3 separate regions of the Homo sapiens genome follow, and all the other regions are linked to region 2. A link is a loop called in an ENCODE intact Hi-C map of the cell type or tissue named here. Cell type or tissue: GM12878. All regions are shown on one strand.

What was found. A loop is a pair of places that touch in the nucleus more often than their neighbours do. Peaks named below come from ENCODE experiments on the same cell type or tissue, not always from the same donor. Only the 100,000 strongest peaks of a DNase experiment are listed, where the experiment ranks them.
Region 1: a loop joins it to region 2, with 2.1 times the contacts of the local background. A loop is called at or near these places in 2 of 110 quality-filtered maps.
Region 3: a loop joins it to region 2, with 4 times the contacts of the local background. A loop is called at or near these places in 4 of 110 quality-filtered maps.

The regions. Positions count from the first base shown.
Region 1 is chr2:96,482,800-96,490,799 of GRCh38, reverse strand. No RefSeq gene overlaps it. Among named protein-coding and RNA genes, the nearest start is that of NEURL3, 19 kb to the left of the region's middle. RefSeq lists enhancers at 4,351-5,000, 4,686-5,378. In GM12878, no CTCF peak of the experiment used is centred here; a DNase peak (open chromatin) is centred at 4,599; H3K4me3 peaks cover 1,727 bases; H3K27ac peaks cover 4,018 bases.
Region 2 is chr2:96,331,784-96,339,783 of GRCh38, reverse strand. It overlaps NCAPH (non-SMC condensin I complex subunit H), which reads right to left and starts at 4,018. Exons shown (of 18, transcript NM_015341.5): 1 at 3,936-4,018. The coding sequence starts at 3,954. RefSeq lists enhancers at 2,862-3,703, 3,704-4,545 and a silencer at 3,624-3,943. In GM12878, no CTCF peak of the experiment used is centred here; DNase peaks (open chromatin) are centred at 3,759 and 4,029; H3K4me3 peaks cover 3,541 bases; H3K27ac peaks cover 2,995 bases.
Region 3 is chr2:96,140,600-96,148,599 of GRCh38, reverse strand. DUSP2 (dual specificity phosphatase 2) reads left to right here and starts at 3,160. Exons shown (of 4, transcript NM_004418.4): 1 at 3,160-3,633; 2 at 3,718-3,839; 3 at 4,227-4,446; 4 at 4,563-5,431. The coding sequence starts at 3,246. The coding sequence ends at 4,777. RefSeq lists enhancers at 761-840, 149-1,038, 1,021-1,190, 1,601-2,480, 3,277-3,778 and 2 more and silencers at 2,791-3,550, 7,061-7,110, 7,171-7,220. In GM12878, CTCF peaks have their summits at 880 (motif pointing right), 4,286 and 6,172 (motif pointing right); DNase peaks (open chromatin) are centred at 2,179, 3,049 and 6,055; H3K4me3 peaks cover 4,673 bases; H3K27ac peaks cover 5,866 bases.

The DNA.
Region 1 (8,000 bases), 150 kb before region 2:
GAGACTGAGTCTCAATATGTTGCCTAGGCTGGTCTCAAACTCTTAACCTCAAGTGATCCTCTGACTTCAGCCTTCTGAATAGCTGGGATTGCAGGTGCAAGCCACTGCACCTGCTGAGACAACACACTTTCTGATTTTGAATTATACTACAAAGCTATAGTAATCAATACAGTATGGTACTGGCATAAAAACAGAAAAATAGATCCATAAAACAGAATAAGGATCCTAGAAATAAACCCATGCATATATGATCAACTTATCTTCAACAAAGCACCAAGAATACAGAATAGGGAAGCGACAGTCTCTTCAATCAATGGTATGGAGAAAACTGGATAGCCACATGAAAAAGGATAAAATTGGACCCTATCTTACACTATGCACAAAAGTCTACTGAAAATGGATTAGACTTAAATGTAAGACCTGAAACCGTAAAACTCCTAGAAGAATGATTTTTTGGATATGACATCTAAAGCATGAGTAACAAAAGCAAAAACAAGTGGGACTGCATCAAACTAAAAAGCTTCTGCATAGCAAAGGAAACAATCAACAAACTGAAAAGGCCACAGTAGAAAATATTTGCAATATTTTGTATACAATAAGGGGTTAATATCCAAAATATATAAGGGACTCATATGACTCAATATTAGAAAAACAAATAACCTGATTTAAAACTGGGCAAAAGACCTGAATAGACATTTCTCCAAAGAAGACATAACAATGGCCAATACGTATATTAAAAGGTGTTCAATATCACTAATCATCAAGAAAACTGCAAATAAAATCCACAATGAGATATCACCTCACACCTGTTAGAATGTCTAATGTCAGAAAGTCAAAAGATAACAAGTGGTTGTGAGGATATGAAGAAACAGGAACCCTTATATACTGCTGGTGGGGATACAGACTGCTACAGTCATTATGAAAAACAGTGCGTTTCCAATTGCATGGCTTAAAAAATAGGAACACAGTATGCAGGTTCCTCAAAAAATTAAGAATAGAACTATCATATGATCTAACAGTCTCACTTCTGAGTATGTATCTGAAGGAAATAGAAGCAGGATCTTGAAGAGATGGCTGCCCTGCTATGTTCACTCCAGCATTATTCACAATAGTCAAGATATGGAAACAACCTAAGTGTCCATTGATAGGTGAATGGATAAAGAAAATGTTATATCTATGTATTTATTTTTCAGCCTTAAAAAAAGGAAATCCCGTCATTTACAACAACATGGTTGAACCCGGAGGACATTATGCCAAATGAAATAAGCCAGACACGAAAAAGCTGAACTCATAGAAACAGAGTAGAAGGGTGGTTACTAGGAGATGGTGGTGGGGAAAATGGGGAGATGTTGATCAAAGGGCACAAACTTTCAGTTATAAGATGAGTAAGTTCTGAAGACCTAAATGTATAACATGGCCACTATAGTTAATAATAATAAGGTATTGTATACTTGAAATTTGCTAGGCTAGTGGATCTTAAATGTTCTCACCACACCTCCAAAATGGTAACTATATGAGATGATGGATATGTTAATTAGCTTGATTATGGTAATCACTTCACAATATATACATATATCATATATACATTTATCAAAACATTATATCGTATACCTTAAGTATATACAATTTTATCTGTCAATCATAGCTTAACAGAGCAGAATGAAGTAAAGAGACACACACACACACATATATATACACACACACATATATATATACACACACACACATATATATATATATATATTTTTTTTTTTGAGTCAGAGTCTTGCTCTGTTGGTCAGGCTGGAGTGCAGTGGCATGATCTTGGCTCACTGCAACCTCTGTCTTCTGGGTTCAAGCGATTCTCCTGCCTCAGCCTCCTGAGTAGCTGGGATTGCAGGCGCCCGCCACCACATCCAGCTAATTTTTGTATTTTTAGTAGAGACAGGGTTTCACCATGTTGGCCAGGCTGGTCTCGAACTCCTGACCTCAGGTGATCCTCCTGCCTCGGCCTCCCGAAGTCCTAGGATTACAGGTGTGAGTCACCACGCCTGGCCACATGTATTTTTTAAAGCCATAAAGGAGAGATTGATAAATTTGATTACGCAGGATTTTTTTAAAAGCTTATGTGTGACAAAAGATACCATGAATAAAACTAAGAAGCAAGATAATAGATGGGAAGTAGAGACTTTCAACACATATAACAGAATGGAATGATGTTGAAACTTACAAAACACTTACTCCTACAATCAATAAGAAAAGCACAGATAGCTCACAGTGAGTGTCCAAGATCACATACGGAGAAATCAATCCAATCACTTATGGGGTCAATAAACATGAGAATAAACTTTGCAAGAGCCTGGGAAGTGCAAATTAAGACAGCAGCAAGACACCAACAAAATAGAACTTGGTTGGATGGTGAAATGGTGAAAGGGTACAACATTTCAGTTAGAAAACTTTTACACTGCCGGGCAAGGTGGCACAGGCCTGTAATCCCAGCACTTTGGGAGGCTGAGACAGGAGGATCACTTAAGCCCAGGAGTTCAAGTCCAATCTGGGCAACATAGGGGGACCTTATCTCTACAAAAAAATTAAAAAATTGGCCAGGTGTGGTGGCCTGTGCCTGTGGTCCCAGCTACTTGGGAGGCTGAGGTGGGAGGATTGCCTGAGCCCAGGAGATTGAGGCTGCAGAGAGCTATGATCATGCCACTGCACTCCAGCCTGGATGGCAGAGTGAGACCCTGTTCAAAACAAAATCAAAAACAAACAAAAAAGAAATCAATTACACAAAAACATTGGAGGCATTATCTACTAAAATTTAAACTATTCATACACTATCGCCCACCAGTGTCTACTCCAGAAAGTCACTCACTGCTTGCAAGAATGACCTGGCAGCAATTCTCATGACAGGAAAGCACTTGGAAACAAACTTTATATATTTACCAATAGGAAAGTGGTTATATCAACCATGGTTTATCCATATTATAGAACATTGTGCTGTGGTTCCAAGGAATAAGTTTTTATTTTTTGATTTTTTTACTTTATTTTGTTTGGAACTAGGGTCTCACTCTGTCACCCAGACTGGAGTGCAGTGGCGTGATTATAGCTCACTACAGCCTCCGCCTCCTGGGCTCATGCAATCCTCCCACCTCAGCCTCCCAAGTAGCTGGGACAACAGGTGGGCACCACCACATCTGGCTAATTTTTTAAATTTTTTGTAGAGACAGGATCTTGCTGTGTTGCTCAGGCTGGTCCTGAACTCCTTGGGCTCAAGCAATCCTCCTACTTCAGCCTCCCAAAGGTTGGGATGACAGGTGTGAGCCACTGCATCCAGCCCAAGGAATACGTTTTCATTATGTTTCTGACATACAGGATGTAGCATACAGTAAATGTCATGAATATAAAAATGCATAAAATAATGTGTGTGTGTGTTGGTATATGAATGGCAAAGGGTCCAGGAGGGTAAGAGAAGTGACCCTGGGAAAGGACTGGGATGGGGATGTGATTGGGAGGACTTGAACATTTCACTGGCATGTGGGGACTTTTTTTTTTTTTTTTTTAACAATGAGAATGAGCTTACATATTGGTTAAAAAGCCAAAAACAGTTGCTTTGGGAAACAGTGGTGGCTCCTCAAAAACTTAAACACAGAAGGACTGTATGAGCCAGCGATTCCACTCCTACATATATACCCAAGGGAATTGGAAACACTTCCACACACAATTTGTACACAAATGTTGATGGAAGAATTATTCATAATGGCCCCAAGGTAGAAATGAATATTATTTGATCCTTAAAAAGGAATGAAATACTGATTCAGGCTACATCATGATGAGCCTTGAAAATGTTATGCTAAGAGAAGGAAACTAGTCACCAAAGGCCATATATGCACGATTCCATCCATATGAAATGTCTACAATAGGCAAATCCAGAAACAGAAAGTAGATTAGTGGGTTTCAGAGGCTGGGGAGAGGCAGAAATGAGGAGTGACAACTAAAGGGTACGGAGTTTCTTTTTAGGGTGAGGAAAATATCCTGAAATTAATTATGCTGATAGTTGCACAACTTTGTGAATAGAATACTAAAAACCATTGAACTGTGCATTTAAAAAAGACGAATATTATGATAATGTGAGTTACATCTCAATTAAAAAGTTATCCAAAACAAAACCTCTCCAAAATAGACAAAGAAGCGCTAGTGGGGAAAAAAGAGGAAGACGATATTAGCCCTGGCAGCAGGAACAGCTGAAGAGGAGATGCCTTTTGAGCTGGTCCTACAGGGAGAGTTTGGAAGGCAGAGGGGAATGGATGCCGGTCTTCCAGACAGCAGGCGCGGCACATGCAGAGATGGCAAAGGCAAGGTGTGCTGGGGGAGCTACGAGGAGGTGAGGAGGTCGGATTGGCCCAAGCAAAAGCGGGGGGGAGAGGCGAGAGGGAAGCGAGATGGGCCTGCCCTAGGAGCGCTCTACCGGCTGCGTGAGTGGCGGTGCCCGTGCCATCCCTGGGGCTGCAGGAGGTCTGATCTGCCAGGGCCTCGGCCAGCCAGCAACTCACAGTGCTTGTAAGGCAGGCTGGGAGAGAGGCAGGCTGCGGCTAAGTTTCGCTTTCCTAGAAGCCTGAGATCACAGGTTCCCTTGACGTGAGGTCACTGGAGTAAAACAATGGAGGAAGCGTGTAATGAATCATTATCACAGGGGCAGAATACACGCAGTAAAAAGAAAGTAGAACTGCAACCAGGGATCTTTAGCGTCCTGTAAGCGGAGGCCTGCCCGGGCTGGCTCCAGGGACCTGCTACGGGGCTTTCCTGCAGATATGGGAAAATTCCCTCGTCCAGACTTTCACATCAGGCTTTCTGTTAGATCAATTGGAGAGGGAAGGGGGAGACCGGGTCCACCATGTCACCTGCCCCTGGCGCCCATCGCACACAGGGCCCCAGCGTGCTGTCCTCATGAGGCCTCGCCAGCATTACTCCCTGATGGCACTCCTCTCGCAACCCCCACCCCCACCCCTGCACTGCACGCCCTGACCCCCCTGCTGATCAACTGTTGAAGAAATTCCACTTGGAAGAAGTCTACAGTGGGGACTGGGGGTCCCGCGTGTGGGGGATGACTCCTAAGCCTGGAGGCAGAGGGAAGAGAACCGCGCACGGTCCCTTCCTCCACAGACCTGCACAGCAGATTAGCCTCTGCTGCCAGCTGCCCTGCTCCCCAGTCCCTTCCTTTGAAGGAATGGGTGGTAGGATCTCCACAGGAATCTAGAGGTGGTGCCTCTGTGGTTTTCTGGCGCAGCCAGCTTGTTTCTCTCAGATCTGTGTGAAGTGCGAGGGGCACAGCAGGGGGTGACATTCTCATTTTATAGCCAGGAAACTGAGGCGCAGAGGCTTTGTGTGACTTGCCTGCAGCCACACAGCAGCCCATGGTATGGTTGGGACCAGATCTGGAATCGCTGAATCCCAGCCAAGACTCCCTTCTGCCTCAAGCTGAGCCATTTATGGCTTGACATGGAGGCGGATCACCTGAACAGTCCCCATTCCCCACAAAGTTCTCAACAAAAAAAGGGCCAACTTGGACACAGTGATTGAGATGGAGACTGACCACGAGAGGAGGGCACTTCCTAATCCCCGTTTCTGGCCCTAAACATCTTCCTGGCTTTCTGTTCAGGACCCCTCCTGACTCCCTCAAATGCTCTTGGATTCCGCTGACTTAAAGGATCAAATACATTTTGGCTCCTTGCCTGTCTCCCCCCAGGAGTATGTGCAGTCCTGGGGCTGACAGGGACTTGGAAGGAGAAGCCCAAGTGTCTTATTCCTTTTTTTGTTTGTTTGTTTGTTTTTTACTGTTAGAACACCACAGACTGGGCAATTTATAAAGAAAAGGGTTTATTTGGTTCATAGCTCTGGGAAGTCCAAGGGCATGGCTCTGGCATCTAGCGAGGGCCTTCATATTGAGTTATCCCAAGGTGGAAGGTGGAGGGTAGGAGGGAAGATGGGGACTGAACTTCACCCTTTTATCAGGAACCCATTCCCTCAGTGACTAGCTCACTCCTGCAATAACAATATTGTTTCACTCATGAGGGCAGAGGCTTCATGGCCTAATCACCCATCTCTTAAGGTCTTCACAATGGTAATTAAATTTCAACATGAGTTTTGGAGGGGACATTCAACCACAGCACCAAGTATTATATTGGAGGGAATAGACTGCCTGTCCTTTCCCTAAATTGAGACTAAGAGGATATGACCATTGGCTAAAATGGGGGGAGGCAGGCCCTTGGGTTACCCTAAGGTAGAACCCTTTTAAAATATTTGTGAGGAGAGAGGGTCCCATACCTGTGTAGCAAATGTGTGTTCTCCCAGTCACAAGGAGATGTCAGGAAGTGTGTGTCCTCTTGGGGGATAGACTGGGGGCTGGCCTCTGAGAGGCCCAAGGCTGGCTTTTTCACCCCCAGTGAATGTATGAGGCCCAGAAATTCGATGCTGTCAGCACGCAGTGGGAGCAGCTGTCACCCCTACTCCTTGGGGTAAAGCCGAGAGAAGTGTGAAACAGCCCACATGCCCATGGCAGCTGTAGAAAGGCCCTGCTCAGACTCCTGCTGTGAGGAGCACAGTTGACAGACCCAGCCTGTCGTGAGCTTCCCTCCGCCTCATCCTTCCTGACGCCATGCTTCTCCAATCTTTGATGTGGGAGCACCAGATAGAAGTACAGGGAGGCGGTATCTGGGCATCCCCTTTCCTGGGGGATGTGGGATGCCTGTAATGGTGACATTGTTTAGAGGACTCCTTATCAGCCTGGCCCAACAATTCCCAGAATGGCCCTGCAGCCCTAGACTCTTCCTGTCCACCCTCTTTCCTTCCCCTCTCCTTTCCCAGGCATCTGAGTGCAACATTCTCCAGCTCACCCCCCTGTCTCCTTCATAGGCATTTCCCCCAGTCAGTGTCTCATATGTCCAACTTCGTCTTGGTATCTGCTTCTGGGAAGACCCAACTTCTACAGTGTCCAACAAAAGAATGGATGAACTGCCGTGTGGTCATGCAGTGAATGAGCTAGAGCTATGAGTGTCACATAGACAAATCTCAAAAATATCATGTTTAACTGGAAAAACCACATCGCAGAAGGGGGCTTCAGATAGATCCCTGCTCCCAACCCACCAGCTGCTCTAAGCACTTCACGCGTAGTTACGCATTTGATGCTCACACCAACACTCAGCATCATCCCCACTTTGCAGATGAAAATATCTAGGTAAATCACCTCACTGTGCCTTGATTTCCTCATCTGTAAGATGGGGATGACAATAATGCCTCCTTCATCACATGATACTGTGAGCATTAAACAAGCGCAAAACATTGAGTGTTGCTCCTGCTGTATCGCTAGCTTCTTTCGTCGCCGTCATTTGTATTTCCTGATTAATTCTGTTTTCCTGTCTGGAAGGCCACATCTTCCTTAGATATTTAATTGCTATTGTTGTAGTGTCCATATCTTGCTCATGGTTTTCTCTGGCTTTAAGGTCCTTCATGCCAACAAAAGCTGGGAAAGGGTCGTGGGAAGAGATGGAGTGTCTGGGAGGGGCATGACCTAGTCATGAATTCTTTAGCTGAATTACATCAGAGGCACCAGGCCTCACAGTGGCCAGGAGGGCTTGTTTGTGTGCTTTCTGGGTGGGGAATGAAGGGGCTGCCCAGGGCCAGGAGGCGAGGCTGCCAGGTGGGCTGAGGACCACCTGTGCCTATCCGCGAGGCTGGGAGCCAACAGGGAGAAATGGCAATGCAGCACCTACTGTGTGCTGGGCCCTTTCCATTCAAGCTCTCGTTTCATCCTCACAACTGTCCCCTTTTCTGGAGGAAAACCGAGGTTACTGGAAGAGGAGGAGCCACCATGGAACTCAGGTCCATCTGGCTCTAGGTGAAAAGTTTTTTCTTTGAGACTGAGTCTGGCTCTGTCGCCCAGACTAGAGTGCAGTGGTGCGATCTTGGCTCACTGCAACCTCTGCCTCCCGGGTTCAAGCGATTCTTGTGCCTTAGCCGCCTCCTGA
Region 2 (8,000 bases):
AGATGAGGACTGAGAACTGATCATTGGATTTAGAACCTAGGGTTACTAGTGATCTTGACAAAAACAGTTTTCCTAGAGTAGTAAGGGAGAAAGCTGAACTGGAGTGGTTCAAGTGAAGATGGGAGAAGAGAAACTGGAGACAGCAAACGATGACAAGGTGTTCAAGGACTTCTCTTTTTTTTTTTTTTTTTTTGAGACAGAGTCTTGCTTTGTCCCCCAGGCTGGAGTGCAGTGACGGGATCTCAGCTCATTGCAACTCCGCCTCCCAGGTTCAAGCAATTCTCCTGCCTCAGCCTCCTGAGTAGCTGGGACTACAGGCGCCCGCCACCACGCCCAGCTACTTTTTTGTATTTTTAGTAGAGACGGGGTTTCACAGTGTTAGCCAGGCTGGTCTCGAACTCCTGACCTCGTGATCTGCCTGTCTTGGATTCCCAGAGTGCTGGAATTACAGGCGTGAGCCACCACGCCCTGCCCAAAGACTTCTACTGTAAAAGGGTGGAGAGAAATGAGAGGGTGAGAGTTGAAAGGGAAGTGAGGAATTTTTAAGACAAAAAAACAAAACAAACAAACAAAAACCTCAGCATGGTAGAAAGAATGAAGCAAAGAGACTGTATTAGTTTTCTATGGCTGCTGTCACAAATGACCACAAACCTAGCGGTTTAAACACACATGTGGCTGGGCGCGGTGGTTCACACCTGTAATCCCAGCACTTTGGGAGGCCGAGGCGAGCAGATCATGAGGTCAGGAGATCCAGACCATCCTGGCCAACACGGTGAAACCCCACCTCTACTAAAAATACAAAAAAATGAGCCGGGCGCAGTGGCGGGTGCCTGTAGTCCCAGCTACTTGGGAGGCTGAGACAGAAGAATGGCATGAACCCAAGAGGTGGAGCTTGCTGTGAGTCGAGATCGCGCCACTGCACTACAGCCTGGGTGACAAAGTGAGACTCCGTCTCAAAAAACAAAAACAAAAACAAAAAAACCCCCACACGTTTATGTGTTCTCTTGCAGCTGTGGAGGGTTACATTCATTCTGGAGGCTTTGAGAGGAGGATCTGTTCCTCGCCTTTTGCAGCTTCAGAGCTGCCTACATTCCTTGGCTCACTGTCCCCCCATCACTCTAACCTCTTGTTCTGTCATCACATCTGCTCTCACTCTACCCCGACGACCTTCCTCTTACAAGGACCACTGTGATTAAACTGGGCCCACCCAGATGATCCATGATAGTCTTCTCAACAGCCTTAACTTAATCACATGAGCAAAGTCTCTTTCACCACGTAAGATAACATATTCACAGGTTCTGGACACCTTTAGGGCAAGTGTTATTCAGCCTATCACAGTGACCATCCAAAATAAAAGGTAAAATTTGCTGAACAATGTACTCAAGCAGGCAAAGAGGTTGCCTTTGTAGAGAGCACAGAAAGCCCATCCTCAGTAACAGGAGAAAAGACAGAGGCACTGGCACAGATGCAGGCAGGGAGCAGGTGCAATGGCAGACTTGGGGATGTTCCTTTTTGTTTGCTTTTTTTTTTTTTTTTTTTTTTCAATAAAATAGGAAGTAAAAACAAGGCTGGGCTCATGCCTGTAATCCTAGCACTTTGGAGGCCAAGGTGGGAGGATCACTTGAGGTCAGGAGTTCGAGACCAGCCTGGCCAACAAGGCAAAATCCCGTCTCTACTAAAAATACAAAAATTAGCAAGGTGTAGTGGCGCATGTCTGTAATCCCAGCTACTCGGTAGGCTGAGGCAGGAGAATTGCTTGAGCCTGGGAGGCAGAGGTTGCAGTGAGCCAAGATCAAGCCACTGCACTCCAGCCTGGGGGACAGAGCAAGACTCTGTCTCAGAAAAAAAAAAAGGGTTGTTGGAGTCAGGGAACCAGAGAGTGAATTAGAAAGATATAGGTGGTATTGAGAAGTGGGGTACTTTGCCAGGCATCTGTGGTTCCAGCTACTCAGGAAGCTGAGCCTGCTTGCGCTCAGCAAGGCTGCCGTGAGCTAGGACAGCACCTGTCAATAGCCACGCACTCCAGCCTGGGCAACACAGCAAGACCCTGTCTCTAAAAAATAATAGGCCGGGCGCGGTGGCTCATGCCTGTAATCCCAGCACTTTGGGAGGCTGAGGCGGGCAGATCACAAGGTCAGGAGATCGAGACCACCCTGACTAACACGGTGAAACCCCGTTCCTACTAAAATACAAAAAATTAGCTGGGCGTGGTGGCAGGAGCCTGTAGTCCCAGCTACTCGGGAGGCTGAGGCAGGAGAATAGCGTGAACCCAGGAGGCGGAGCTTGCAGTGGGCCGAGATTGCACCACTGCACTCCAGCCTGGGCGATAGAGCGAGACTCCGTCTCAAAAAAAACAAAAAACAAAAAACAACAAAGTAAAAATAGGAAGGGAGGAGGCAAGAGACATTTTTAGAAACTGAATCAAGAGGACTTATGAGGACAGTATTTGGATGTGAGCACAGTAGGCTACAGGCTAAGGAAGGAACCTGGACCTTTGGAGAGGATACCTTAACAGAAATAGGAAGCACTTAAGGAGAACCTTGTCTAAGAGAGAAACTAAACTTGGAATTAGAGGCATGCTTTAATTCTCCAAATCTTCTTTCCGTGGTTTCTCTCCTTGCCTTTGATATTATGCATCCATTCATTCAACCGATGGTTACTGAGCTCAAAGACACTTCCTATGTCTACTTCCTCATTTCCCACTCATTTTTCAACCCACTCTGGTCTGGTTCCTATTCCAACTTCATGAGAACTATCTTTTCGTGATCATCTATAACTTCCATGTTGCCTAAACCCTATGGTCATTTTCTGGCCTTTCTCTTGGAATCCAGCAGCATTTGAAACAGCTGACAGTCCCTTCCTTGTTGAAACACTCTTGGCTTCTTCCTATACCACTGTCTTTTGAGTTTTTCCAGCTCATCCTTCTCTATCCAGCTTCTAAACGTTGGTCCTAGATGTGCAGGGCCTTCCTAGTGTTCTCACCTGTTCCCATGGTTTTATGGTCTAATGGTCTATATGATAATGGTATCCAAATTTATTTCTCAATCCATGGGTCACTTCCCTGAGTGGTCCATATAACTCCCCTGAGAGCCAAATTCTCACCTAAGTGATTATAGATCCCTTCACCTGAGTCTCTCCCGTAAGTCACACATACCATGTCCAAAATGTAACTCAATTTCCAAATCTCTTACCCAAGGCCTCCAGACCCTGCCTACGTGTCAGGCCTCACTAAGCTTGGTCACAATGTTCTGGTCAGGTCCTAGGCCAGGCCAGGCTCTTCCCTGCCTCATTTTTGTACTTGCTCCTTCTGCCTGAAACACGTTCCCTAGTATCTGCCTAAAGATCTTCCCTGAACCCCTGGCGGAGCCACCCCTACTCTGCTATACTCAATCACAGCACTCAGCCTCATGTGTAATTATTTCTTTTGTTTACTGTCTGTCTCCCCAACTCCAACAGTATAGAGATATTATCAATTTTGTTCGCCCAACGGGAGAGCTCAGTACTTTTGAATAGATGCAAAAATAAATGCATGCATGCTAAGCATACAACGGTAACCACATCGCTTCCAAAGCCCTGAAAATAACGTCTATTCCAGGAAAACCACCATTTTAATGGAGAGACACCGAGCACGCTTTAGGAGCCCAAGGAGGAGGCCGCCCCACCGCCCGCCCGGGAACTGAGGAGTGTGAGGCAGGGCCCGCGCGCTCTCCGACTCCGGCCGAAGCCGCTTTCTGATTGGCTGAGCGCACAAGGTCCGCCCGCCCCGCGCCGGCCCTCCCCTCCCCCCGCACCGGCCTCTGCTGTCAGCCGCAGGGCCAAGACCCGAGCTGAGCATATCCTCTCTCCCCGCCCAGGCCAGCCCGCCAGCCCTGCCCGCCCGAAGTACTGCTTCGCTAGGGGCCCTTCCCGCCGCGCCTCCCGACCGCCCGGCTCACCTGGGCCGGGAGGTCCCATCTTTCCTTGGCGTCTCCTGAGCTGGTTTTAAATCGCGCGCGTCGAGACGCCTGAGCGCCGTAACGGCCGCGTGACGTCGCCGGCGGGCCGGGCCAGCAGCGCGCCTGCGCAGACCACCTCGGGCCTCCGCGGGCGGCGTCAGAGTGAGTTTTGGGTTGAGGACCCCGTCTGATTGGGCTTCTTGGGGTCGGTGGACCCCCTGAAATAGTATGAAAACCCCCTCCTTCGAGGACTAGGTGCAGGACTGGGCTTGGGAACCCAGCGTCGAGCAGGGTGAGCAAGGCCCGTCTTTCGTGGAATTTACTTTCTTTTTTTTTTTTTTTTGGGACGAAGTCTAGCTCTTGTCCCCCAGACTGGAGTGCAGTGGCGCGATCTTGGCTCACTGCAACCTCCGCCTCCTGGGTTAAAGCGATTCTCCTGCCTCAGCCTCCCGAGTAGCTGGGATTACAGGCGCCTGCCACCACGCCTGGCCAATTTTTGTGTTTTTAGTAGAGACGGGGTTTCACCATGTTGGCCAGGCTGGTCTCGAACTCCTGACCTCAGGTGATCCGCCCACCTCGGCCTCCCGAAGTGCTGGGATTACAGGCGTGAGCCACCGCGCTCAGCCCGTGGAATTTACTTTATAATGGGGAGGCAGATGATCGAGAAAACGAGGTTTATTTCCCTTAGAGATCTGTGCTGTGTGGGCAGCAAAACGCTGAAAACCTCCGGGAAGAGGGACGGAGGGGAGCGGGAGCCTACGTGGGAATGAGGAGCGGTCCAGGTGGGGAAGAACTGATGCAGAAATGCTATGTATACATTAAATATAGTACAAAATGTACATTTAATATAGTGTAAGATGAAGGCCATCGTTTTATTCAGATTCTTGTGAATAGCTTCCTGTGAACACCCCCCACCCTTCAAAAAATAAATAAAGGTCGAAAAAGCGAAATAAGCATAAAATGCCATCTGTCCCCTCAGTTTCATCTAACCCTAAGGATTGAATTATGGGAGTAAAGGCCAGGGTGATTCCCTGGAATATCCCCAGCACATCCTAGAATTTCTTGTAACTCTCATATCTGGCATCTTTTACAGTGTTTCTCTTCAAGGGCACTGTTGGCATTCAGGGTGAAACAATCCTTGGCATGATAGGATGTTTGCCCTCTTTGTGGGCTCTTAAGCCCCCGTAACATCATTTGCCCACTAAATGCCATCAGTGCTGTCGCTCATTTTGGCAATCAAAAAGTGCCACCCTTTGTTGAAAACCACTTTTTTTTTTTTTTTTTTTGAGACAGAGTCTTGCTTTGTTGCCCAGGCTGGAGTGCAATGGCACGATCTCAGCTCACTGCAACCTCCACCTCCCAAGTTCAAGCGATTCTCCTGCCTCAGCCTCCTGAATAGCTGGGATTACAGGCGCCCACCACCACACCCAGCTAATTTTTGTATTTTTAGTAGAGATGGGGTTTCACCATGTTGGTCAGGCTGGTCTCGAACTCCTGACCTCAGGTGATCCACCCGCCTTGGCCTCTCAAAGTGTTAGGATTATAGGCATGAGCCACTGCGCCTGGCTGAAAACCACTTTTTAAGCCTATCTGTTGTTCGTATAAACTTGTTCTTCTAGTGACCACCTTCAAATCTTCAGCGTAAGGCTGTGTGGGTTAGAGAAAACAGGTTGACACTGTTTATCTCAGCAAATGATACCATCAGCCACCCAAGAACCCAAATCAGCACCCAGGAGTCATCCTGGGGGATTCCCTCCCTTTCTCTCCCCACACAATCCATCATCAAGCAAGCTATTTTCACCTCCTAAAAATTGCCAATCCTGCCTTTCTCCTTCCATCCACATTACCTTCTCACTGGCCTGCTCTGGCCCCCCCTCAGGCCCTGAGTAGTGTATGCGGAGTCCAAATCTGAGCTGTCACTCCCACTTGTCCCCCACCACTTCCTCCCGGAAGTATAACACTTCAGGGGTTCCACCACCCTGGGAACCTCTAAGCGTCCTACAAGGTCCTGGAAGGGTCTTCCTGCCAGCCTCCCCACCCCTGCAGCCTCTCCAGCCTCCTCAGGGACCTTGCTCCCCTTGCTCCCTGCCCTCCAGCTGCCCTGGCCTTTTTTCAGATTCCTCTCATCACACCTGCTCCTACCCCCAGGCCTCTGCACACACACACTCCTCTAGCTAGGATCCTCTTCATCCCCATCTTCACCCCCGTAGCTCCAGTTAGGTTTCTACTCCCCTCAGGTTCCTCAAGGAGACCTTCCCTGATACACACAACTCTCCATACTGGAGGCTTCAGGAGAACTTGTCACAGCTGCAATTTTCCATGCACTAGGGTGACTATTTCATGTCTGTCTCCTACATAGACCGTCAGCTCCATGAGGATGAAGCCATATCTGTTCACTATGGTTTTCCCATGGCCTGGTGCTGGCCCTGGACATAGCAAGTACTTAAATATGTATTCAATGAGTACATCTGGAAGACAATTTTAAATCCTGGGTTGGGCATGTTAACCTCTCTGGGCCCCATTTTCTTCCCCGTCTATAAAATGGGGAAGGCACTATCCCCGCACTGGACTTGGTCAGTATATGCTGGGGTCCCTGTCATCTCCCTCACTTGTTCTCTCTGCTGAATGCATCTGAGGGAGGACACTGGGACAAGTGTGATCCTCTGGATTCCATGTGTACATAAGAGTAGCAAGGGTTAGGTGATACACTGAATCAGGAGCCTCTGAAGAACAGCTTGGAAGCCCTGGGGGAGGAAAGCTACTAAGTGACCCACTAGGTGAGCCTTGAGGCTGTTCTGTGGGAATAATGGAGCCACCTGAGCTGCTTCCAGCTTCACGTGCAGGAAGGCAAAGCCAGCTCCATGCCCAGTGTCTCTCTGGGCCAGGGCTGCCTTATGCGGGCAGGTCTTTCACCTCCTGCTCTGAATGCCATCTTTGTTTTGTTTTTAGGACTATGAAGGGTGCCAAAAGAGTGAATGATTTGGCCGGGCGCGGTGGCTCAAGCCTGTAATCCCAGCACTTCGGGAGGCCGAGGTGGGCAGATCACAAGGTCAGGAGATCGAGACCATCCTGGCTAACACAGTGAAACCCTGTCTCTACTAAAAATACAAAAAAAAAAAAAAAATTTGCCTGGCATGGTGGCGGGTGCTTGTAGTCCCAGCTACTCGGGAGGCTGAGGCAGGAGAATGGCATGAACCTGGGAGGCGGAGCTTGCAGTGAGCCGAGATTGTGCTACTGCACTCCAGCCTGGGCAACAGAGCAAGACTCCATCTCAAAAAAATAATAATAATAAATAAATAAAGAAGAGTGAATGATTTATCACTGATCTCAGTGGTGTACAAAGCTCAATACCTCTGTTTGTGCAAAAGTAAAGTAGTTAAGGTTCCTCCACTAATCCTAGGCTGCCAGAAAAGCAGAGCTGGTGTCGTCTTCCTTCCCCACCCCATTTTACTCTTCATGGAGATTCTACTTCCCCCAAATAAATGGGAAACTGCCTTAGTTTAGGTGAGAAACAATAGTGTTATCCATTGGCTACCTGAACAAGCAATCTTTTGGCTTCAAATTTGCCCTGACTTTCCAGCCTGCAGCTGGCTTATATAATGATGTAGTCTGTGATAGAAACCATCAAGTCACTGGGACTTAGTAGGCATATAGTTGAAATGGCTTTGCGTTCGTTTTGGCCTCCAAGCAAATGCCTTTTTTTTCTTTTTTTTTTTTTTTTTGAGACGGAATTTTACTCTTGTTGCCCAGGTTGGAGTGTAATGGCGCCATCTCGGCTCACCACAGCCTCTGCCTCCTGGGTTCAAGTGATTCTCCTGCCTCAGCCCCCCCAAGTAGCTGGGATTACAGGCATGCACCATCATGCCCAGCTAATTTTGTATTTTTAGTAGAGACAAGGCTTCTCCATGTTGGTCAGGCTAGTCTCGAACTTCCAACCTCAGGTGATCTGCCCACCTCAGCCTCCCAAAGCGTTGAGATTACAGGCGTGAGCCACTGCACCTGGCGCAAATGCCTTTAATGTTTGCATGTGATATGAAATTCCTGACCTCCTTAAGACTGGGCTAA
Region 3 (8,000 bases), 190 kb after region 2:
GGCGCAAGCACTGTAGCCAAGCCACTCACCTCCCGCCCCCTGTGAGGCATCTGCTTGGAGGTGGGGGCTGGAAGGAGGAAGGAAGGCTCTGCAGCAGCAGCGAGGCAGCTGTGGGAGGGAGACCTGCTGTGCAGGGGGCTGATGGATGTGCTGCCAGGGCCAGGAAAGACCTGGAATCCCAAAGGCAGGAGCCAGTGACGCTTAAACAGCCGTCAAAATAGATGGTTATAAAAAGAATAACATGCAGAATCATCATTTGTTCCCGGTGAGTCTCACAGGTTTTCAATTTTAAAAACAGTGCTGAGCCCAAACTTACTTGATATTGTCTGCTCTGTAAGAGCCAGGCCAAGAAAAACAAACAAAAACAGAGAGAGCTCTGAGCAGGGACCCCCAACCTGGGTCAGCCCCTTCCCAGCCAGTGGCGAGGACTGGGTCCTGCTTCCAGAGCCTTCAGGCTGTGGGGCATCCAGTCTAGCAGAGACCCCTCCTCATTGTGTCCTCACCCCTACACCCAATGCCCTGCCTCCTCTCTGCTGTGGCTCCCAAGGCTGGGCTCTGGCGAACGGTGGTTGGGGAGACTCTGAGTGGGTGGCGGAGAGGAGCAGGCGTCCTGCACCATTATCACCACAGGCAGCATCCAAGGCTTGGGGGGCTTTTGTCAGAGCAAAAGCAGGAGAGGGACATGGGCTGGTAAGTCTCTCCCCCTCTTCTTACCCCAGCCCTGGGCTTTCACCCAGTAATCGGGGGTGGGGCTTTCCCCAGTTTGGGAGTAGGGAAAGAAGGCAAAGGGAAGGCCCTCCTTCATGGCTAAGCTGGGCCTCCGTAAGTCCACGTTCCAGAGCTGAAAAGGGGACAGCCCCAAGACAAATGGCCTCAAGGGGGTGACATATGTGCAGCCACTTTAGGCAGTCATCACCAGTCCTGAGCTGGGTGGTGGCACGTGCCTATAGTCCCAGCTACTCTGTTGGCTGAGGCAGGAGGATCACTTGAGCTCAGGAGTTTGAGGCCAGTGTGGGCAACATAACAAGATCCTGTCACTTAAAAAGAAAAAGAAAAAGAGACCACTGGTCATGGCCAAGAGTGCCAGGCCCCAGGGACTGTGCTATGAGAGCAAACCTTCAGCAATGCTCTCCCCACATGCAGAACTCCCCGGCAAGGTATACCAGATTCTCCAGAAGGAGGGGAAGAGGCCCAGCCCAGCATGGGAGTTGGGTCTGGAGCCCCTTACACGGCTGAGCTGAATTCACTCCTGAATCAGGGATCCCACCTGGCTGGGGTCCTCCCACAGAGCTGGAAGGCTTTGGCTCCTGGCCCAGCAGCAAGACTGGACCTGATTGTCCTTCTGCACGCTCTGTAATTTGCCCCTGGAATAAGCATTAAGTCATTTGGAGGCCGATGCCAAAGATAAGGGCTCATATCAGCCTTTGGGATCTGTGGCCCAGACTCCCTGGCTCTGTTGTGGGCTTTGCTGCCTCAGCCTCCAGACTGGCCTGCCAGGGACAGCGGGGCCTCAGCCAAGTTGCCCAGACAGTGGAGTAGCCTTAGAGCGTTGGAGCCAGTGTGGAAGAGCCGCTGCACCATGATGTGCTCCCCTTACAGATGGAGACACTGAGAGGGTGACGTGGCCCCAGGGACCTTTGGAGTCCTTGGGGCTTTTCTCCTCTGCATCGGCTCTGACCCCAGCACACACAAGCTCCAGCTCCTTCTCACACATAGTGGAACTGCACAGGTACGATGCTGCCCTGCACACAACCAGGCATACAGCACACTGCTGTGAGGAACTCAGGGCAGACAAGTCCAGAAGGGCTGCGGGCTCTCCACAGGTCCCAGCTGTCACTCTTCAAGACGGTCTGGACACAGGGGTCTGTGGGGGAGCCGGAAGGGTCTTTCAGAGGGCACGGAGGAGGGCCTCAGGAGACTGGGGGCTTGGAGGGTGGGTTCTGAAATCCCACGCAGCTGGGGGCAGGGCGAGGGCAGCTCCAGCGCAGTGACGCTGTCTCCACCCACCTCAACTTCTCTGCTTGAGTTTGGGAGTTCACTGCCAACAATTCTTGTGGCTCAGACACCCCACGCACACCTGGGCCTCACCACATCCGGCAGCAGGGCTGGGGGAGGGCGGAATGGAGGGGATACCCAGGCCCCCAGTCCTCCGGGTGCAGTGCTAGCCCTGGACTTTGCTGCCCGGCGGGGCTGGACAGGGAGGCCTAGGATGGGGGAGGCCAGTTCTGTTCTGCTTCTCCCTCTTCCCCTTGCCAAGGTCTTGAAATCCCCGCAGGCCTGGGGAGGGCCGGGAGCGTCAGCGGACTTCCCTCCAGGGCGGGCTTGTGGCAGGGGGAAGTACTTCTCTCTGGGGCCTGGGGGCTTTCCCTGCACCCAGGAGGAAGAAGCTTTGCCCTACACATAACTGGAAACCAGTCACAGACCCCTGCTTTCCCCATGAAAGGCCCTGGGACCCCCCCTCATTTCCCTTCGGCCCAAGCCCAGGGGCCTGGGCCCCGGGGACTGTGTTCTGGCCTAGCTTGGCCACCAACCTACTGCAAGACCCTGAGTACTGGTCTTATCCAGGCAATGGGGGGTGGGGAGGGGGAGGAGAGAGAAAGTCCCTCTGGCTCAAGGTCTCCAAATAGATGAGAAATAGGACATCTCAGCAGGGACCCCCCCCATCATCCAGTGTAGAAATCACCCGTGGCAGCAGGCATTTGTCAATGTTTGTGGTGACAAATTTCTAAGAGGAAAATTCTGGGAGGGAAAGGGAAAAGGCAGAGGAAGCGTGGGGTTAGGGGGTGGGGTACTCCAAGGGTCATCGTTGGCCCTAAAGGGGGACCTGCATCTGAGAAGCTGGGTTCCCCAGGACTGAGTGGCTTGGGACAGGTCAAAGGGTGGGCGCAAAAACGGAGGGGTGCTAGTCCCTCCGACTCCGGGTAACACCTTCCCTTCCCTTAGTCGCTGGTCCCCGCCTCCTCCCGGTGTGTTGGTCCCCGCGCCCTGCCTTCCCCCTCAACCTCCCCCCCGCCCCGAAGTCTCCAGGTCAGCCCAGACTGCGCCCCACGTGAGGGGCGGGGGCGGGCGCGGGCGCCAGCGCCTTCCTGCTCTGCCCTTGTATGGTGCCCCGGAGGCCGGCCCACGGGTACTTAACCCGGGCCGCCGCGGAGGGCGCCCGGAGTCGACCGCTCGGGCAGCGCCACCGCCACGAGAGCCCGGGACGCGGGAAAGACCGAAAGGAAGAGGAAGAGGCACCGGTGGCCATGGGGCTGGAGGCGGCGCGCGAGCTGGAGTGCGCGGCGCTGGGCACGCTGCTGCGGGATCCGCGGGAGGCGGAACGCACGCTGCTGCTGGACTGCCGCCCCTTCCTGGCCTTCTGCCGGCGCCACGTGCGCGCCGCGCGGCCAGTGCCTTGGAACGCGCTGCTGCGGCGCCGCGCGCGCGGCCCTCCTGCCGCCGTTCTCGCCTGCCTGCTGCCCGACCGCGCGCTGCGGACGCGCCTGGTCCGCGGGGAGCTGGCGCGGGCCGTGGTGCTGGACGAGGGCAGTGCCTCGGTGGCGGAGCTCCGGCCCGACAGCCCGGCTCATGTGCTGCTGGCCGCGCTGCTGCACGAGACCCGCGCGGGGCCCACTGCCGTGTACTTCCTGCGAGGTGAGCAAGCCGGCCGCCCTTGGCCCGCCCCACCCGACTCCAGCCCGGCTTTCCCTGCTGATCGTGCTCTTCCCCTCCTTGCAGGAGGCTTCGACGGCTTCCAGGGCTGCTGTCCCGATCTGTGCTCTGAGGCCCCCGCCCCTGCGCTGCCGCCAACAGGGGACAAAACCAGCCGCTCCGACTCCAGGGCTCCTGTCTACGACCAGGTGAGTATTGACCCCCCTCCCCCGAACCTCCCTCTCTCCCCGCCGCGGACTGGGCGCCTCTAGGGAAAGAGCCTGCCATTTGGGGATGCGAGCAGTTTGCCCATATACACACACTTTTATACGTGTGTGTGTTGGGGGAGGGGGTGGGGCATGGCTGCTCGCGCGTGCCTGTATGGGTCTGTGTATGTTTGCATGTGTATGTTGGGAGCATGAAGGGAAATGTATGTCCCGGTGTGTCCTCCGCACATTCCTGAGACCTGTCTCAGGTCAGGAGGACTGGCTGAGGAGTCCTCTTGTCTCGGCCAGCCCATGGGGTCTCCACCCGCTGCTGCTCCAGCTCTCCGGGGCTGGGCTGGAAAGGCCTCACCGCCCCTCTGTTCCCTCCAGGGTGGCCCTGTGGAGATCTTGCCCTACCTGTTCCTGGGCAGCTGCAGTCACTCGTCAGACCTGCAGGGGCTGCAGGCCTGTGGCATCACAGCCGTCCTCAACGTGTCCGCCAGCTGCCCCAACCACTTTGAGGGCCTTTTCCGCTACAAGAGTATCCCTGTGGAGGACAACCAGATGGTGGAGATCAGTGCCTGGTTCCAGGAGGCCATAGGCTTCATTGGTAAGGGGGCACCTCTGCCCAGAAATCCCGAGGGGCTCCAGAGGAGAGGACTGGGGGCACCTGTCTCCTGGGCTGTGCACATTCCGTCTGACACCACTCCCCCATCTCCCTTGCAGACTGGGTGAAGAACAGCGGAGGCCGGGTGCTGGTGCACTGCCAGGCGGGTATCTCGCGCTCTGCCACCATCTGTCTGGCATACCTCATGCAGAGTCGCCGTGTGCGGCTGGACGAGGCCTTTGACTTCGTTAAGCAGCGCCGGGGGGTCATCTCCCCCAACTTCAGTTTCATGGGGCAGCTGCTGCAGTTTGAGACCCAGGTGCTGTGTCACTGAGGTGGTGCCCCTCTGCCTGCCTGCCCCACTGTGCTGGCAGGAGCTGACTGTGGACTGGTGGGCTCCCCTCTGGGCCAGCACAGTCCCCTCACCTCTGGCAGGGCTGCTACCTCCTCAGAGTTTCAGAAGCCCCCACATGGGGGCTCTAGGAATGCCGGCATGCTGGTCTTTCCGACCTGGTGCTCTTCTGCTGGGGGACTGAGGCTGGCCCTCATTCGGGGTCGGGAACCAAGGGTGTGTCTGCTCTTTCCCTCCCCATCCTCTGGCAGAAATCAGCTAGACGCTATACCGTGGACTCTCCCTGGTCCACCACCATGTTGAAGCCCTTGGCAGCCTGAGAGCTCCAAGGAACAAGCTGTGACAACCAGGAGCCCTGTCTGTGGGTTCGTCTGCCCAGGGCCTGGAGCCCAAGCCCTGTGTTCCTGGGGAAGCTGGGGACTTGGGAAGTGATGGGTGTGTCATGTTGCGTGTGTCTGTCTGTGAGCCTTTCACACCTGTGCTGGCGCTGGAAAATTATTTGTGCTCAGCTGACATTTAACACTCCCTCCCCCGCTTCCTCCTAGCCCTGTGGGCAGGGGTTGGAAACTTAGCACTTTATATTTATACAGAACATTCAGGATATGTCAATAAAATATTGTTATATTTAAAAAACAACAACCCAGCATCTGGTCTCATCTGATACCCGGGAGCCTGCTTGGACCTCACGTTTCCTTGTGCCCTTGGGGTTTGGGAAGTGAATGGGCAGAGGGGCCAGCGGCCGGAAGGGGCAGGTCTGACCCTCCCCACAAAGGCTGCTCTCTTGGCCCCAGTTCTCCCTGGGCTGGCGTCTTTTCCCAGACAGGGACCTCGCTCCAGAGCTGAACAGGGTTGTTTCTGGGAGGCTGGGTCCCGTCCGTGACTCAGAGCCAGGCCCAGTGCTGCCCCGATCAGACCCCGCTTCCTTTTCGGAATGTGGAAGGATGCGAGTGTGTGCCTGAGGGTGTGGTCCTGTGGGGGTGGGTGGTCTTGGCCCATGCACACCTGCATGTTGCGCATGGTGTTCCTGTGGGAGCGTGTGTGCACGCCCACACAAGAGGCACTTCCCAGGCCGTGTGGGTCTCTACTTCCTCACAGCAGGCCTGCATGGCCTCCCTACTCTTCTCCCACATCCCAGGGCTGGGGCTCACAGCGTCCCCTGTTCCAGAGCTCCTTCATGTCCCCCAAAGGCATGTGGCCCTGTGTCTGGTGCAGAGGACCTGTCACCAGGGATGGGATTCATTGCTCTGCACACCCACCCAACTAGCACATCTTGGCCGAGCTTCAATTACGGGCCCAGCATAGGACTAAGGTTCAGTGGAGACCTGAGACCAGGGCCCCGCCCACGCCAGAAGCCAAGGGGTACCTGCCGACGCTGCCGGGAGGGGGTGCTGTGATCTGCCTGTGAGCAGGGGTGCTGAGGCCTTTGGAAATGGTTGTGCGGGAGCCAGTCCTGCTTCAGGCTCACTGGGACACTCGGCCATTTGGAGTGTCATCCAGCCAAGGGTTGTCTCTGCACAGTGCTACCTCTAAGGATCTGTCCGTGGTCTGTTAGGAACTGGGCTGCACAGCCGGAGGTGAGCAGCTTCATCAGTATTACAGCCGCACCCCATTGCTAGCATTACTGCCTGAGCTCCGCCTCCTATCAGATCAGCGGTGGCATTAGATTCTCATAGGAGCTTGAACCCTGTTGTGAACTGCATTGGAGGGATATAGGATGTATGCTCCTTATGAAACTCTAACTAATGCCTGATGATCTGTCACTGTCTCCCATCACTCCCAGATGGGACCGTCTAGTCTCAGGAAAACAAGCTCTGGGCTCCCACTGATTCTACATTATGGTGAGTTGTATAAAATTATTTCATTGTAGATTACAATGTAATGATAGAAATAAAGTGCACAATAAATGTAATGCACTTGAATCACCTAGAAACCATCCCCCTCACCATCCTGGGCCAGGCATGGTGGCTTATGCCTCTAATCCTAGCACTTTGGGAGGCCGAGATGGGTGGATCAACTGAGGTCAGGAGTTCGGGACCAGCCTGGCCAACATGGTGAAACCCCGCCTCTACTAAAAATACAAAAATTAGCCAGGCATGGTGGCGGGCGCCTGTTATCCCAGCTACTTGGGAGTCTGAGGCAGGAGAATTGCTTGAACCTGGGAGGTGGAGGTTGCAGTGAGCCAAGATTGCGCCATTGCACTCCAGCCTGAGCATCAAGAGTGAAACTCCATCTCAAACAGAGGAACAAACAAAAACCGGTCCCTGGTGCCACAAAGGTTGGGAACTGCTGTCTTACGGCATTCTGAATGCCTGGGAGGGTGTGCTTGTGGGGCAGGGCAGTGTAGTTTGACAGTCCGGGGGCTGGTTTTGCTTCACCTTGCTGTATACAGTTTTCTTGTCTGTAAAATGGAGTTTCATTGTTAGCCCCCACCTCTGAGGATGTAGACTTACACAAGTCAATCCATGTAGTGCCTGCTCATAGTAGGCGCTCCGAAAATGTTAGCTAACTACGGCCCTAGGAGTGAGGTTGATCTGATGTGCCGGTGTGCACATGCGAGGTGTGCATCTGGACCAGGATGGACACTCATAACGGCTGGGCCTGGGGTCCACTCAGCCTTGTGCCTGGAGCCTGGCACAGGTGGGCGCTCACTCTGTGAGGCCGAATGAAGGGTGATTCTTGTTCCCACTGCTGTCTGAGGGGTGGGGTGAGCCACTCCAGTGTGAACTGGGCAGAGCCGGGGTTGCTATTCTGCCTTCCTTAGGAGCTGAGTAGGCATCTGTTGGGACCCACTTGTACCCCCATGCCCAGCTTGGGTGGGTGGGGGACATCTGGGGCTCTAAGTCATAGGGGACTTCACACCACACAGCCTCATCTCACACACAGCTGCACTGGTGGCTGAGGCCTCTGCCCACCCCCCACCCTTGGCCCTACCCCATCCCACCCTACCCAGCCCCAATCCCCTCTCCTTCCTTCCCCGTGCTTTTTATAGCTTGTCATCTAGCAAACTGCCCTTCTCTTTCTCTCTCTTTTCCTCCTTTCCTTCTTTCCTATTTATTAAATTTTTAAACTTTTAATTGTGGTAAAAAATGCAACATAAAATTGGTCATCTTTACCATTATCAAGTGTTTAGTAAAGTGTATTCACATCGTTGTGCACAGATATCCAGAGCTTTTTCATCTTGCGAACCTGAAATCCTATACCTATT